2 separate regions of the Homo sapiens genome follow, and region 1 is linked to region 2. Evidence: read pairs that join two places in POLR2A ChIA-PET (ENCODE). Cell type or tissue: PC-3. All regions are shown on one strand. Region 1 overlaps LAMA3 (laminin subunit alpha 3). Region 2 overlaps NPC1 (NPC intracellular cholesterol transporter 1).

Region 1 (8,000 bases), 200 kb before region 2:
GTGAGCAACAGTGGAGAAATGGTCTCAGAAAACTCTTACGATTGCCTGCCACTTTCTTGACATCTCTTCAGGAGCAGAGCTTACTGAATACTCATTCCCCATGACAACACATCCACTTTGATTTAAATAGTGCCTCACCTGACAGTTAATGCAGACCCCTCCACCAGCATAGATGCCCTGGGTATTCAAGCTTGCCTGCTGCCGCTCAACATCTGGATCATAGTAACAGTTGCTGGCATGGCCGTGGCAGTTGCATGCTGAAAAAAAAGCATAATAAGTCAATATTCTCATTATTACTATCAGACGCTTAGTAAATAGCGTAAATAGTATTACTGCTAATTGAGCTATAAAAAAGTATATTCTGGAACACCCAGGACACTCTTAGGGGAAAATTTTTAGGGATCTTTACACAAAGACCAGGATATACTAAGATACAGTTTAGAGCTCCTTTCATTTGATATTCCATGAGCGAAGTTTCTCTTTTTTTAAAAAAATACTACTTGGGGCTAGGCATAGTGGCTCACACCTGTAATTCCAGCACTTTGGGAGGCCTAGGCGGATGGATCACAATGAGTTCAGGAGTTCGAGACCAGCCTGGCCAATATGGTGAAACCCTGTCTCTACTAAAAATACAAAAATTAGCCAGGCGTGGTGGCATGTGCCTGTAGTCCCAGCTATTCGGGAGGCTGAGGCAGAAGAATCGCTTGAACCCAGAAGGCGGAGGTTGCAGTGAGCCAAGATCTCGCCACTGCACTCCAGCCTGGGTGACAGAGCGAGACTCCATCTCAAAAAAAAAAAAAATATATATATATACTACTTGGGAGGCTGAGGCAGGAGAATCCTTGGAACCATGAGGCAGAGTTTGTAGTGAGCCAAGATAGTGCCACTGCACTCCAGCCTGGGTGACAGAGTGAGACTCCATTCTCCCTGCCACCGCCCCCACTCCCAAAGAAAGATATATAATCATATCTTCAAAGGAAGGTACACTGAAATGCAGGAGCACTGCCCAAGGCAACTTGGAAGTGTGTCGGGGCAGCTATCCTCATTTTGGTTCAAGTAAATTTTTTTTTTTTTGGTGACAGTCTCGCTCTGTCACCCAGGCTGGAGTGCAGTGGCACGATCTCGACTCACTGCGACCTCTGCCTCCTGGGTTCAAGCGATTCTCCCACCTCAGCCTCCCAAGTAGCTGGGACTACAGGCACCAGCCACCACACCCAGCTAACCTTAGTATTTTTAGTAGAGATGGGGTTTCACCATGTTGACCAGGCTGGTCTTGAACTCCTGACCTCAAGTGACCTGCCCGCCTCGGCCTCCCAAAGTGCTGGGATTACAAGCATGAGCCACCTCGCCCAGCCATTAAGTAACCTCCTTAAAACTGTATTTTGTGCCGCAGCATCTTCCTTTAGGTCAACAACTTGAATAATATATTTATTTTATTTATTTACTTTTGCAACAGGATCTCACTGTCACCCAGATGGAGTGTAGTGGTGTGGTCACGGCTCACCACAGTCTCAACTATGTGGGCTCAAGTAATCCTCCCACCTCAGCCTCCCAAGCAGCTGGGACCACAGACACGTGCCATCATGACCAGCCAATTTTTAATTATTTGTAGAGACAAGGTTTCACTGTGTTGTCCAGGCTGATCTCCAACTACTGGGCTCAAGCGATCCTCCTGCCTTGGCCACCCAAAGTACTTGGATTACAGGCATGAGCCACCCACCCAGCAATATATTTATTTTAGTTGGAGTTTTTATTTAATTGCAATTAAACACTAACATTATTATTTATTACTGTGAAAGACCAGTATGTAGCTCTAATTTTTCCCTTAACAACTAATGTATTTAAATAGTATTAATTCAAAAACTTTTGTATATAATCTTTGTTTCATTATTTCTTTATTTTACTGGCATGTTTTATACATACAAAATTCAATAAAATAAAATTTCACTGTCAAAAAAAATACATCCAAATGCCAATTAAACTTCATGCACGAAGAGAATATTATTACTACCACTATTACTACTACTAACAATAGCAATTGAGCTCTTAACACACTGTGAAAAGTGCTTTACATGAATTATCTCATTTAATCTGTGCAGTAACTCTCTAAGGTAGGTACCATCATCCCTATAGTCCAGATTGGAAAACTGGGGCTTAGGTTGAGGAATATGCCCATCGTTACATAGCTTATAACTAGAAGAGGCGAAATTCCAACCTGTCTTTGTTTGACTGCAGAACCTATGCTCTTAGCCAACACTCTAAACCTTTCATTTCAACACTATATGGTAATCGTATGGGAATAATCTTAATGTTTAATTGTAGGGGAATGGCTCAGCAAGCAACAATATATTTGTTTGACTTTAAGTTCTATGACACCAAGGGCTGTATGTGTTTTGTTTGCAATAGAGCATAGTTCTCAGCACACAGTGGGTACTCAACAAACACTTGGAACAAAACTCTGTACCATCAAAAATGATGTCAAAGCATTTTTAATGATTGGGAAAACATGGGGAAATAGCTAAAAATATCAAGTGAAAAAATTAGGATATAAAATTATGTAGATTATATAATCTTGAGTATTTAAAGTATGTATAAAATACTACGTATCTAACAAAATATTAATAGTAGCTCTCTGCTATGGTCCGAACGCTTGTGCCCCCCCCACCCCAAATTCATAGGTGAAACCTAATCACCAGTTATTAGGAGATGGGCCCTCTGGGAGGTGATAAGTGCCCTTATAAAAGAGGCCCAGAAAGCTTCCTTGCCCGTTCCACCACGTAAGGACACAGCAAGAAAGTGGCATCTATGAACCAGAAAGCAGGCCCTCACCAGACACCGAATCTGCTGGTGCCTTACTCTTGGACTTACCAGCCTCCAGAACTTTGAGGCTATTGTTTATAAGCTACCCAGACGTTACAGCAGCTGAACAGACTAAGACACTGTTGGGGTAGTTAAATTCTTGGTGATTTTACTTTATTTATTTTTTTAATTTCCAAGTTATCTACAAGTAGTATATAACACTTCTAAAATTACAAAGTATAATTTAAAACTCATTTGGGATTTTCATCTTTGCCACAATGAAAAATATTTAACATGAGTAAAATTCTTATTCTTTCTTAGGCAGACTATATATTCATTATATTCTAATTACATCAAAATTTCCAAGTCTTGTTAGTAATTTGTATGTTTTAATCAATTTCCCAGGTGACTATGTGAAGGAAGACTTAATTAGATATTACACAAATTACCCTATAACTTGTAAAACAGGCTCAATGCTTTCTTATCTTCATTTTCTCTGTGGTGCCATGATTTTAAAAAATCAAGACATTTATATTTACTACATCAGTTAAGAAGTCTGTTTATTTTGAATTGTATATTTCAAAGGGAATTTAGAAAGCACCTAATAAATGGATCCTGATAGGTCTGATTTTCATGCACTATTTTTGTAACTTTTAACAATTTAATACATTTTAAAAGGATAAAAACTTATTAAAGGAGATTTAAATTTTTTTTGTATGTGTTGGAGTGAAGCATGTTATTTACAAAGGGTTCCATTAGTCTGGAAAACTAATCAGGTTGCAAATGCTGGAATTCATGTAATAATGGTTAATTCAATTAAAAATATCCTAAATCAGTGTTTGAAAGCAGCAAAAGAAACAACCCCTGGTTACTTTTATTATACCTTTCTCTCTCTCTGGTCCCCTCATCTGGGGTGAGCAATGGAGAAGTCATTGAGAAGGAACCGATTAGCTGTGACTATAAAGTGAGATGGCCATCCAAGCAACACCTGGGACTCAGAGGTGCGCCAGAGCATTTCCCTGAGATGGCCACAAGACCTTCCCAGAACTTTAGCATCTCTCAAAACTCCCTTGGAAGACCACTGGGAACACCTTTTACATAAGTTTACTGGCCATAAGAGATCATCAGTCTTATCTCCTAATAGTTACAAAAAATATTTGGTCAAAAAGTATAAAGTCCTATAATCCCAGCTCTTTGGGAGGCCAAGGTGGGTGGATCCCAAGAGGCTAGGAGTTCAAGACCAGCCTGGCCAACATGGCGAAACCCCATCCCTACTAAAAATACAAACAAACAAGCAAAATTAGCCAGGTATGGTGGCAGGTGTCTGTAATCCCAGCTACTGGAGAGGCTGAGGCAGGAGAACCGCTTGAACCTGGGAGGCAGAGGTTGCAGTGAATGAAATGTTTTCTGCAACTGGAATAAATATGTAGCTTCACAAGGAGATTTATTTAGAAGAAAATCTATAGTTGGATGTCTTAGGGTTTGTTTGTTAAAAATAGCAGTTGTCTTTCTTCTTTTTTTTTTTTTTTTTTGACAGGATCTTATCCTTTCACCCAGGCTGGAGTGCAGTGGCAGGATCAGAGCTCACTGCACCAACTCTTGGGCTCAAGCCATTCTCCCACCTCCACCTCCCAAGTAGCTGGGACTACAGGCCTGCACCACCACCTCTGGCTAATTTTTCAATTTTTTGTAGACAGAGTCTCACTATGTTGCCTAGGCTGGTTTCCAACTCCTGGCCTCAAGCAATCCTCCCACCTTTGCCTCCCAAAGTGCTGGGAGCCACCACATCAGGCCTAAAAAACAAAAACAAAAAAAAAACGCTTTTCTTACTTTATGTTACACTCTTAAAAGCAGTTTCCCAACTTTTTTTATTCCTTCTCTGGTCCTCTCCATCCTCCTCAATCCTACCATGTTACACTTCCCAGCACTCCATACTCCAGTACTCCCAGCTCCCTGTTTAGACTCAACCTTGCCGTCTTCTCTGGACCTTGGTCCTCAAAATAGTTGATTCCTATCCAGTATCACGTCCTATGAAATGGATAAGATGTTAAAATTTTATAGTGGTTGCATCATATTTATGATTGCTAAAAAAAGAGGTCAACGTATTAAAGCACGGAGCCCCATCATGCATGGTCATCATCATTATTGTTCTTTTTCTTCTCAAATGTACATCTGAATTCAGAGGAGGGCACTTTTCCCTGCAGTCTGAGGTTCTTATTACAATAGACAGACTTGAGCCCCTAACACTGACATGACCACAGCCTCTTCTCTAGCATGGGGAAAATAGCCTCAGCCCCCAGGGAGAGGGGGGAGAAGGCCACGTGTGGCCCCCACCCCATCCCCACACCCACCTTCACACTCGTGGCTCTGCTCCCAAGCGGCGGGCCGCCAGCGCCTCTGATTGTACCCTGTGCAGCAGCGATCACACGTCTCCCCACAGGTGTGGTGCTGGCATTCACACCGAAACCTGGGCATGTGGGCGAAGTGCATCTCAGTTATTGAAAAGTTTTGATGAGGATCAGTTGATCCTATAGTGCGAACCTGACACACGAGTCATCACGGTCATCCACGGCACCATTCATTGAGGAATTAGGAGAACACAACACTTCGCAAGTATTATTTAAGCCTCCCATATCCTGCTTATTTATTATCTCCATTTTACAGATGGTGAGACTGAGAATCAGAGGTATTAAGATACCTGCCAAGGGTCAGGCAGTGATAAATGGAGAGCCAGACTTCCAACCTCACTTGGCTCTGAGGCCCCAGCTCTGTCTTCTCTACCCCATTGTTACAATAAAGGAACACAGGAGCACTCAAGTGCTGACTTTACTGAGATGTGTTAAGTATCACACCTGCATAAAGATCTGGAGTCCTACGACTAAGATCTGCTCAAGTTTCTTACTCTCAACCTGTGGTCATGCTTTACCCAATTCAAGGACCAGCTGCTAATAAGATCCCAGAGGGCTCTGCTTCCAGAGGCTGCGCCAGCTCCATCATGGGGCCAAAAGCTGAGACCACTCAGAGAAGCAAAGGGTTAAAAGTCTCATTTCAAAAGGGTGTACATCTGCCTTAACATTCCAAGTTAAAATGAAATTGTTTCAGCCTTGGCTTTGGGTTGGAACTCCAAGCTTTGAGCTCCCTCCTTCCGTACTTGAAAGAGGATTCAAAACCATTGTCCAGCCCTGGTGTGATTCCGTCTTGCGCAGCTGTCTGTGGAGCAGGAGTCGTTCCTCTTTGTCTGCCTTCTCTCTCTCACCTAAGATCGCGCCACCACTCCACAGAAGATTCGATGGATGAGCCCCCTGAGGCCTCAGAACTATCTTTTTGGCAACTGCTGGGGGGAGCTGGAGCGAGGCCAAGAAGGGTCTAGTGGCAGTGAGGGTGGGGGCTGGGGAGGGGACTGGGGAGGAGGAGGGGCTGGAGAGGAGGAAGGGGAGGGGAAGGGTTAGAGGTGGGAATCCGGCTGCATCCCGGGCTGCTGGAGAGCGCCAAGCAGGCTGGAGGCCTGAGGGAAGTGGGAAGAGCTGCTGGATCTGGAAGGATGGGAGCCACGAGGCAGCCGGGGGCATGAAGGGGTGGGAAGACGGCCTGAAGCCTCAGGAGCGTGAGCCAGGCGAGGCCCAGGGCCTGAGGTAAGGTGGAACCAGCCTGCCGAAAGTTCGGGTTGCTTGGAGCTGGGTAGTGGTTGTTTTCCTAGGAGCGTGCGTCAGGTGGGCGTCCTAGGCTTCTAATTCCGGGCTGGGTTGGTCCAGGAGGCTGGGTTTGCGGGGAAGCACGCGCCTCCCTGTTGGAGGAGGGCACAGACGCCCAGCCTGGCGTTGTTCTCCAGTCCCCAGGCCTCAGAGTCTGGGGCTCCTGGACCCAGAATTCACCCTGGTGCTTCAGCCAGTTACTGGGGCGGGGCGGGGCGGGGCGGGGGAAGGGAGTGGGGGGCGGGGGCAGGGAACGGGGAGCGGGGAGGCTTGGAGGGGACTGAGGAGGCAACCACCACTGGGAGCACATGGTTGCCACGTGGTTGGGGAAGGACTGGGTGCAGGCGCCCCATCCAGGGCTCCCTGAGTCTTGGCACTCCCGAGCCTGGGATGCCGTGGCTCAGGTGAAGTGTGCTGGTAGCACCAGGATTCTGGAGTTCTTCGTCCGGCCCTTACAACATCTACTGTGATGGCAGCTCTCAGTTTTGGAGCCCCTTTCCTGTCTCACTGCGGTAGATGGAACTTGCCCCACTTTGCAGATGACGATACTGGTGCTCAGAGATAAACTCACTTGACAAAGGCCGTGATTGTAGGCAGAGACTAAATCTAAACCAAGATGCTTGACTCCGTAGCTGGTGCTTCCTGAATATCGTGAATATGAAAGAGGCTTTGGGTTTGGGTTGTGGGGTTTTTTTGGGTTTTTTTTGGCGGGGGGGTGGGGGCGGGGGAAGCGGCGGGGGTGTCCCCGCATGCCGTCGTTTGTGCGGCATTGAGCAAACAGCTTTTTTTTTTTTTTAAATATGAGAGACGTGCAGTGTTCGGTTTGAGTCAAATAAAGACCCGAGACTATTAAAAGAACAACAGCAAAATGCCTTGTCTAAGAAGGCTCTTGGCTGTGCCTGTAGGGATTCCATCAACTCTACTCTAAGGGAAGGTGGCGTGGCATATATTCAGTTTTATTCCCAAGAGAGGGTGTCATCCCTCTCCACACTCAACTGCCTGTTAAAGCACATGGACATAGATCTACCTGGCAGCACAGAACAAGTGGCATCCAAATGGGCCCTTGTTGGAGAGGCAATTTCAGCTCATTGCCAATTAAACATTTGACATTAGCTAGACTACAAGATTATTTAGGGAAGACTGCTTCAAGAATATGTAGTCCAACTCCACACATAGGGGGATTAAAATTGAGCATAGCAAAAAAAGGAGCTGGGTACCCATCTGAGTCCCATTGGCACTGCCAAATCACTGCTTTTCCTCTGTTGCAGCCCAGACTGATGGTTAATAATACACCTGCTGTAAATATGTTATTTAAAGATGTCATTGATTAGAGAATTCCCTTCGTGATGACCACTCTGCCCCACCCCTAGGGAAAATTGTTATTTGGCACTAGTGTCAACAATCATGTTTTTTCTAAGTAACTTATTACTTTTTAGCTTATGATCATAGTGAAATATGAAACCAAGCAGATTTCCCTTTTTGAGTTGGCTGCTAGGAAGCTCAGAATTA
Region 2 (8,000 bases):
ATGGAAAGTGGATGTGTAACACGTGTGTCATTACAAATCATTGAGAGAAAAGGTGGGCTAGTTGATAAATGAGATGAGAAAATAGATTATATTTATCTAATTTTAATTTTTACAGAAAATAAAAAAATCAATTGTGTAGATTAAAAATCCCAATTGGAAAGTTTTAGAAGTAAATATGGAAAGATTTCTAGACAGGAGAGGAAAAGCAGAAACCATAAGAAAAATATTTATGAATATAAACAACTGTTATCTAGAGCAGACAGCGAAATGCAAATTTGAACAGTAAACTACCATTTCACACCTCATCAGCTTGGCACAAATTAAAAAGTTGGTCAATTTCAACTGTGGGTGAAAATGTGAAGCAATAGGAATACTAATGTACTCCACCACTTACAACCATAATTTGGTACAATCGTTTCAAAACTACTTGAAAAACAACTTTGCAGTACGTAGTAAGTTGAAGCTAACCCTCCTCCCAGAAATTTCACTTATAGATGCCTGCCTTAGAGAAACTCTAAATGCATATAAACCTGGAGACCCATATAAGAACACCCACTGTAACACTATTGTGATTGTGAAAAATTGAAGACCTCAAGAACGAGAAGACAAGACACAGACTGGGAGAAAGTATTTGCAAAAGACATGTTAGTAAGGACTGTTATTCAAAATATACAAATAACTCCTAAAACTCAATAAGAAAGCAAACAGCCCAATTGAAAAATGGACAAAACAACCTGAACAGATACCTCACCAAAGAAGGCATACAGTGGTAAATAAGTACATGAGAAGAGATGCTCAACATTATGTCATTAGAGAATTACAAATTAAAACAACGAGATACCACTACACATCTATTAGAATGGCAAAAATTCAAGACGCTTTCAACACCAAATGCTGGCAATGAGCTCTCATTCATTGATGGTGGGAGTACAAAACGGTACAGCCACCTTGGAAGATAATTTAGCGGTTTCTTACAAAACTAATCATACTCCTTGGTATTTACCCAAATGAGTTAAAAATGTGTCTACCCCAAAACCTGCACGTGGATATTTGTAGCAGCTTTGTCCATAAGTGCCAAAACTTGTAAGCCACCAAGATTTCTCTCAGTAGGTGAATGGGTAAATAAACTGCTACATCCACACAGTGGAATATTATTTGGTGCTAAAAAGCCATGAAAATTCAGTGCTATCAAGCCATGAAAGTACATGGATGAACCTTAAATCCTATTACTAAGCAAAGCCAATCTGAAAAGACTACTCACTATGATTCCACTATATGACGTTCTACAAAAGGCAAAACCGTGGAGACAGTAAAAAGTCAGTGATTGCCATGGGTTAGGAGAGAGGAAGGCATAAGTAGAGCACAGAAGATTTTTAGGTGGTGAAAATACTCTATATGATACTATAATGGTGGTTACATGTTTATATGACATTTTGAAACAAAAGTACTACATACTTAAAACAAGTACACAAACATGCATGGGAAGGATAAACATCAAATTCAGGATTGTGTTTACCTTAGGGAAGGGGCTACTGTCAGGGAGGGGTAATTGGGGAGCTTCAACTGAATCTATAGAGTGTGTGTGTGTGTGTAAGTATTTTATTTTTTGGAAGAGACGGGCCTCACTGTGTTGGTGAGGCTGGTCTTGAACTCCTGGCCTTAAGTGATCCTCCTGCCTCGGCCTGCCAAAGTGTTGGGACTGTAGGTGTGAGCCACCACACCTGGCCTATAGTGCATTATTATTTTTATTTAGTTTTTAAATTATGCCATAGCCAGTTGTTCTGAATAGTGCAGTACTACAAAACAGAGTCAAGGTCTCATGCTGTCACCCAGGCTGGAATACAGTGATGCAATCATGGCTCACTGCAGCCTCAACCTCCTAGGTTCAAGTAGTCCCCCTGGGTAGTTGGAACCACAGGCATATGCTACCACACCTAGCTAATTAAAAACAAATTTTTTTTTGTAGAGATAGGGTCTTGCTTTTTTGCCCAGGCTGGCCTCAAACTCCTGGCCTCAGGAGATCTTCCCACAGTGCTGGGATTACAGGTGTGAGTCACTGCACCTGGCCGAGTCCATTATTTTTTTAATGTTGAGGCAAATGTTGTGAAATGGTATGACTGATAGTTAACTGGGTAATGAGGAAATGAGAATTGTATTATTCTCCATGTGTTTTGTATGCTTGAAACATAAAATAAAACCTGAAAACCAAATGGTGAGCTGGAAGATACGAGGGAATTACTCAGAAAACAGCATACAGATACAAAGACCTATAAATCATTAAAGAAATGACATATAACATGAGAAGCTCCAGAGAGTTGGGGAGAGACAATAATAATCAAAGGGATAATGAGGATTTTCCAGAGTGGATAAGGGATGAACCCTGAGAACTTAGAGAAAATTCAGCATACAAAAATCAGTTGTATTTCTGTACACTTGCAATGGACAATCTCAAAGTGAAAATAAAACAATTCCATTTACTTTAGTATGGGAAATACTTAGGAGTAACTATAACAGAAGGCAAAACACTTTAAAGAACAGCCGGGTGCAGTGGCTCACACCTGTAATCCAAGCACTTTGGAAGGCCGAGGCAGGCAGATCACAAGGTCAAGAGATTGAGATCATCCTGGCCAACATGGTGAAACCCCATCTCTACTAAAAATATAAAAATTAGCTGGGCGTGGTGGCGCTCGCTTGTAATGCCAGCTACTTGGGAGGCTGAGGCATGAGAATCACTTGAACCTGGGACGCGGTGGTTGCAGGAGCTGAAATTGTGCCACTGCACTCCAGCCTGGCTGACAGAGCGAGACTCCATCTCAAAAAAAGAAAAACAGAAAAAACACACTAAAGAACATTATTCAGCGAAATTAACGAGGATCTAAATAAATGGAAAGACATTCCATGTTTATCAATCAAAAGACTTAATATTGTTTAGATATCAGTATTCTCCAAATTGTTTTATAGATTCAGGGCAATCTCTGTTATAATCCCAACTGACTTCTTTGTGGAAATTGACAAGCTGATTCTGAAATTCACATAGAAGTTTGAGGGACTTAGAATAGTAAAACAACCCTGAAAAAAGAACAAAATAGGAAGACTCACACTTCTCAGTTTCAAAACTAAGCAATGGAAATCAAGACAGTGGTACTGGAATAAAGATAGACATATAGATCAATGGAATATAACTGAGAATAAATAATATATCTATGGTCAACTGATTTTTGACAAGGGTGCCAGGGCCATTCAATGAGAAAAGAATACTCTTCATCAAATGGTGCTGCAATAACTGGATACACACATGCAAAAATAAATAAATAATAATGAAATTGGGCCCTACTTCACACCATATGTTAAAGAAATTAACTCAAAGTGGATCGAAGACCTAAATGTAAGAGCTAAAAACTATAAAACAATAAAACATAGGGATTAATTTGCATGGCCTCATATTTGGCACTTGATTCTTAAATATGACACCAAAAACAAGAGCAATAACAGAAGAAAAGATTAATTGGACTTCATTAAAATAAAAAAGTTTGTATTTCAGAGGACGCCATCAAGAAAAGACAAGAAGGCCGGGCACAGTGACTCACACCTGTTATCCCAGCAGTTCGGGTGGCTGAGGCAGGAGGATTGCTTGAGCCCGGGAGTTCAAGACCAGCCTGGGTGACAAAGTGAGACCCTGTGTCTACAAAAAATAATTAGCCAGGCATGGTGGCATGTACCTGTGGTCCCAGCCACATGGTTATCTGAGGCAGGAAGATTGCTTGAGCCTAAGGAGGCTGCACTAAGTACCTCGCACTCCAGCCTGGGTGACAGAGTGAGACTCTGTCTCAAAAAAAAGGACAAGAATATATTTGCAAATTGTATATTTGATAAGGGACTTGTATCTAGAATACATAAAGAACTCTTGGCCGGGCGCTGTGGCTCATGCCTGTAATCCCAGCACTTTGGGGGGCCAAGGCGGGTGGATCACCTGAGGTCAGGAGTTCGAGACCAGCCTGGCCAACATGGTGAAACCCTGTCTCTACTAAAATAGAAAAATTAGCCAGGTGTGGTGATGTGCGCCTGTAATCCCAGCTACTCAGGAGGCTGAGGCAGGAGAATTGCTTCAGCCTGGGAAGTGGAGGTTGCAGTGAGCTGAGATCACACCATTGGACTCCAGCCTGAGGGACAGAGACTCCATCTCCAAAAAAAAAAAAAAAAAACTCTTACTACTCAATGATAAATAAATAACCCAATTTAAAATGGCAAAAGATCTGAATAGAGTAGACATTTCTCTAAGGAAGATATACAAATGACCAACAAGCACATGAGAGATGCTCAATACTATGAGTCATCAGGGAAATACAAATCAAAACCACAATGAGATACCACTTCACACCCACCAGGATGGCTAGAATCAAAGTCACATAACAAGAAGTGTTGACAAGGCTGTGGAAAATAGGAACCTTTATTAAAAAGAAATCCAAAAACCAAAAACAGCTGGGCACAGTGGCTCATGCCTATAATCCAGCACTTCGGACGGCCAAGGCAGGTGGATCACCTTAGCTCAGGAGTTTGAGACCAGCCTGGGCAGCATGGTGAAACTCCATCTCTACAAAAACTTAGCTGGGTATGGTGGTGCACATCTGTAGTCCCAGCTACTTGAGAGGCTGAAGTGGGAGGATCACTTGAGCCTGAGGGGCAGAGGTTGCCAGTGAGCTGAGATCACACCACTGCACTCCAATCTGTGTGACAGAGTGAGACCCCACTTTGGAAAACAGTTTGGCAGTTCCTGAAACAAACATAGAACTACCATATGACCCATCAGTTCCACTCACAAGACGAAAGTATAGGTCAACACAAAAACTTATACACAAATGCTTCTAGCAGCATTACTGATAATAGCCAAACTGTGGAAACAACTCAGATATTTATCACCTGATATATGGATAAACAAAACATATGTCCTTGCAATGAAATGTTGTTCGGCCGTAAAAAGAAATGAAGTATTGATACATGCCACAATATGCATGAACCTTGAGAACATTATGCTAAATGAAAGAAGCCGGTCATGAAAGACCACATATTATATGATTGGATTTATGTGAACTGTCTGAAATAGTCAGATAAATAGAGACAGTTCAGTGGTTGCTTAGGGCTTAGGGAAGTAGGGAGGTAGTTGTGCATAGCTAGAATACAGGATTTCTTTTGAGGTGATGAAAATGTTATAAAATTGACTATGGTGATAGTTGCATATATCTATGAATATGCTAAACTCCATTAAATTATATAGTTTAAGGGGGTAAATTGTAAATTACATGTAATTATATTGTAAATTATATAGCGCCACCACACCTGGCTAATTTTTTTTTATTTTTTTATTTTTTGTAGAGACGGGGTTTTGCCATATTGCCCAGGCTGGTCTGGACCTCCTGAGCTCTGGCAGTCCACCCACCAGGGCCTCCCAAATTACTGGGATTAAAGGTGTGCATAACCACCCCTGGCCCAAAGACAAATATCTTAAAAGCAAATAGAGACAAGACACAAATCACCTTAAGACAATGATAATTGGAGATTTTCTTACCAGCCATGATAGAGCCTGGAAGGCAATGGAATAATCTGTTGAGAATTCTGAGGGAGATGACTGTCACCCTAGTTAACCTGTCTTTCCAGAACAAGGGTAAAACAAAATGAATGTGTAAGCATCTCCTTGAAGATTAGGGAAAGAAGATCCTGGGAAGTTTCTAGCAAGCAGAGACTGGTAAATGAGAATCGACAGTACAGGACCCATTCCAGCTATTTTCTTAGGTGTAATACACTGATACTATCCTTATATAATGTGTTGTGTGTATGTGTAAGAAAATAAAATCCAAAAAGATAACAGTATTAGGGGTTTTTTTTGTTTTTTTTTTTTGTTTTTTTGTGATGGAGTCTTGCTCTGTCACCCACGCTGGAGTGCAGTGGCGCAATCTTGGCTCACTTCAAGCTCTGCCTCCCGGGTTCATGCCATTCTCCCGCCTCAGCCTCCCGAGTAGCTGGGACTACAGGCGTCCGCCACCACGCCCGGCTAATTTTTTGTATTTTCAGTAGAGATGGGGTTTCACTGTGTTAGCCAGGTTGGTCTCCATCTCCTGACCTGGTGGTCCGCCCACCTCGGCCTCCCAGAGTGCTGGAATTACAGGTGTGAGCCACCGTGCCCGGCCAACAGTATTAGGTTTATTGACACGTGACCTCTGCTCTAAAACCAGTTTTCCAAGTAAGTTCCATAATTCTCTGGCTGTGTAGCTTCCTGCGGCAGAGGTTTTCTGGAACCAGCTTTGTTAACTGAAGAAGTACTGAGGCTCTTAGCTGCGTCTTCCTGGGCCTTGGTATACTCTTCTATATAGTGGGGATTTGACTTCTCCAAGCTGTTGTGAGAGCTATGAGATAACGTGTGCCTTTCCCTTTCCTGTCTGTTTTTTACTTTTAAGTTACTTGGAATCGGGCCTCCATATTATTTGCAGGGTGATAAGCCAATTTAAAGGGAATCTCTGTTCGTGCCCTTAGTTAGTGTTTGCTGTCCAGCATTCCAGCATGGTGCATATGGAGTTCGTGTTTCCCTTCAAGAGGCCTTTTGTAAGATCTTGCCTCGTGAATTACAGCAAGCATCTTGTCTCCTTTTTCCTTTGGGTTTCCTCTTCTAGCAATGTACAATGCCTGCCGGGATGTGGAGGCCCCCTCAAGTAATGACAAGGCCCTGGGACTCCTGTGTGGGAAGGACGCTGACGCCTGTAATGCCACCAACTGGATTGAATACATGTTCAATAAGGACAATGGACAGGCACCTTTTACCATCACTCCTGTGTTTTCAGGTAGGTATAAAGATTCCAAGTTTGGTGTGTTTATGATATTGTTTTAAAGCCAAGGAACTGGCTGGGCACAGTGGCTCACCAGTGCTTGGGGAGACTGAGGCAAGAGAATTGCTTAAGACCAGGAGTTCCAGACCAGCCTGGGCAATGTAGTGAGGCCCCATCTCTATGAAAGAATTAAACATTAGCCAGGTGTGGTGGCATGCATCTGTAGTCCCAGCTACTTGGGAGGCTGAGGCAGGAGGATTGCGTGGGTCCAGGAGTTCAAGGCTGCAGTGAGTTACGATCATCCCATTGTACTCCAACCTTGGTGAGGGCAAAGCCCTGTCTCTCCATGAATGAATGAATGAATCTTAGTTGAGGAAGCATAATCTACAATAGGAAGATAAACACATTCAGGTAACTAGTTCATAGTTTCTCCCAGTAAGAGAGGTAACTGGTACATTTATCCTGCTGTGGCTAATTTAGGGGGTGCTGGGAGTGGGAATGGAGGAGGAAATGAATTGCCTTCAGGCATTGCTGTCATAATTGAAAGAATAAGCAGTTAAAAAGGGGGTGGGAGGCAGCTTTTCTAGAGCTCTGCTATAGTATTAGCTCCTGAGAATGGAGATGGGACATGATTGAAGGGTTGCCTTGGTATGTGGTGTACTTGGAGGATTCCTCTATCAGTGACAAACCCCTACGCGCAAGTTTATTGAGGTAACTTAAAATTCCATAGGACGAAGCAGCAAAACATAATTTAATTAAACTAAAACCTCCAATTCTTTTTCTTCTTTCAGTTGTTTTATGTATTTCAGTGGGCTTTTCTTTGAGTTTAAGTATAATACAAAATTTTGGATGTTTTTAATTGAGATTTGTACTCAACACAATTCCTTTCTGTAGATTTTCCAGTCCATGGGATGGAGCCCATGAACAATGCCACCAAAGGCTGTGACGAGTCTGTGGATGAGGTCACAGCACCATGTAGCTGCCAAGACTGCTCTATTGTCTGTGGCCCCAAGCCCCAGCCCCCACCTCCTCCTGCTCCCTGGACGATCCTTGGCTTGGACGCCATGTATGTCATCATGTGGATCACCTACATGGCGTTTTTGCTTGTGTTTTTTGGAGCATTTTTTGCAGTGTGGTGCTACAGGTAAGCAGTTTTGTTTGTCATCCAGGGCAAAAAGAGCAAAA

Evidence for each region. ChIA-PET counts read pairs that join two places held together with the same protein. Peaks named below come from ENCODE experiments on the same cell type or tissue, not always from the same donor. Only the 100,000 strongest peaks of a DNase experiment are listed, where the experiment ranks them.
Region 1: POLR2A ChIA-PET joins it to region 2 with 17 read pairs; 2 of 35 experiments call an interaction of 5 or more read pairs at or near these places.

Annotation. Positions count from the first base shown.
Region 1 is chr18:23,755,662-23,763,661 of GRCh38, reverse strand. LAMA3 (laminin subunit alpha 3) reads right to left here. Exons shown (of 75, transcript NM_198129.4): 7 at 5,151-5,266; 8 at 139-257. Among named protein-coding and RNA genes, the nearest start is that of LAMA3, 70 kb to the right of the region's middle. In PC-3, no CTCF peak of the experiment used is centred here; no DNase peak of the experiment used is centred here.
Region 2 is chr18:23,560,190-23,568,189 of GRCh38, reverse strand. It overlaps NPC1 (NPC intracellular cholesterol transporter 1), which reads left to right. Exons shown (of 25, transcript NM_000271.5): 5 at 6,663-6,830; 6 at 7,710-7,959. Among named protein-coding and RNA genes, the nearest start is that of NPC1, 22 kb to the left of the region's middle. In PC-3, no CTCF peak of the experiment used is centred here; no DNase peak of the experiment used is centred here; H3K27ac peaks cover 848 bases.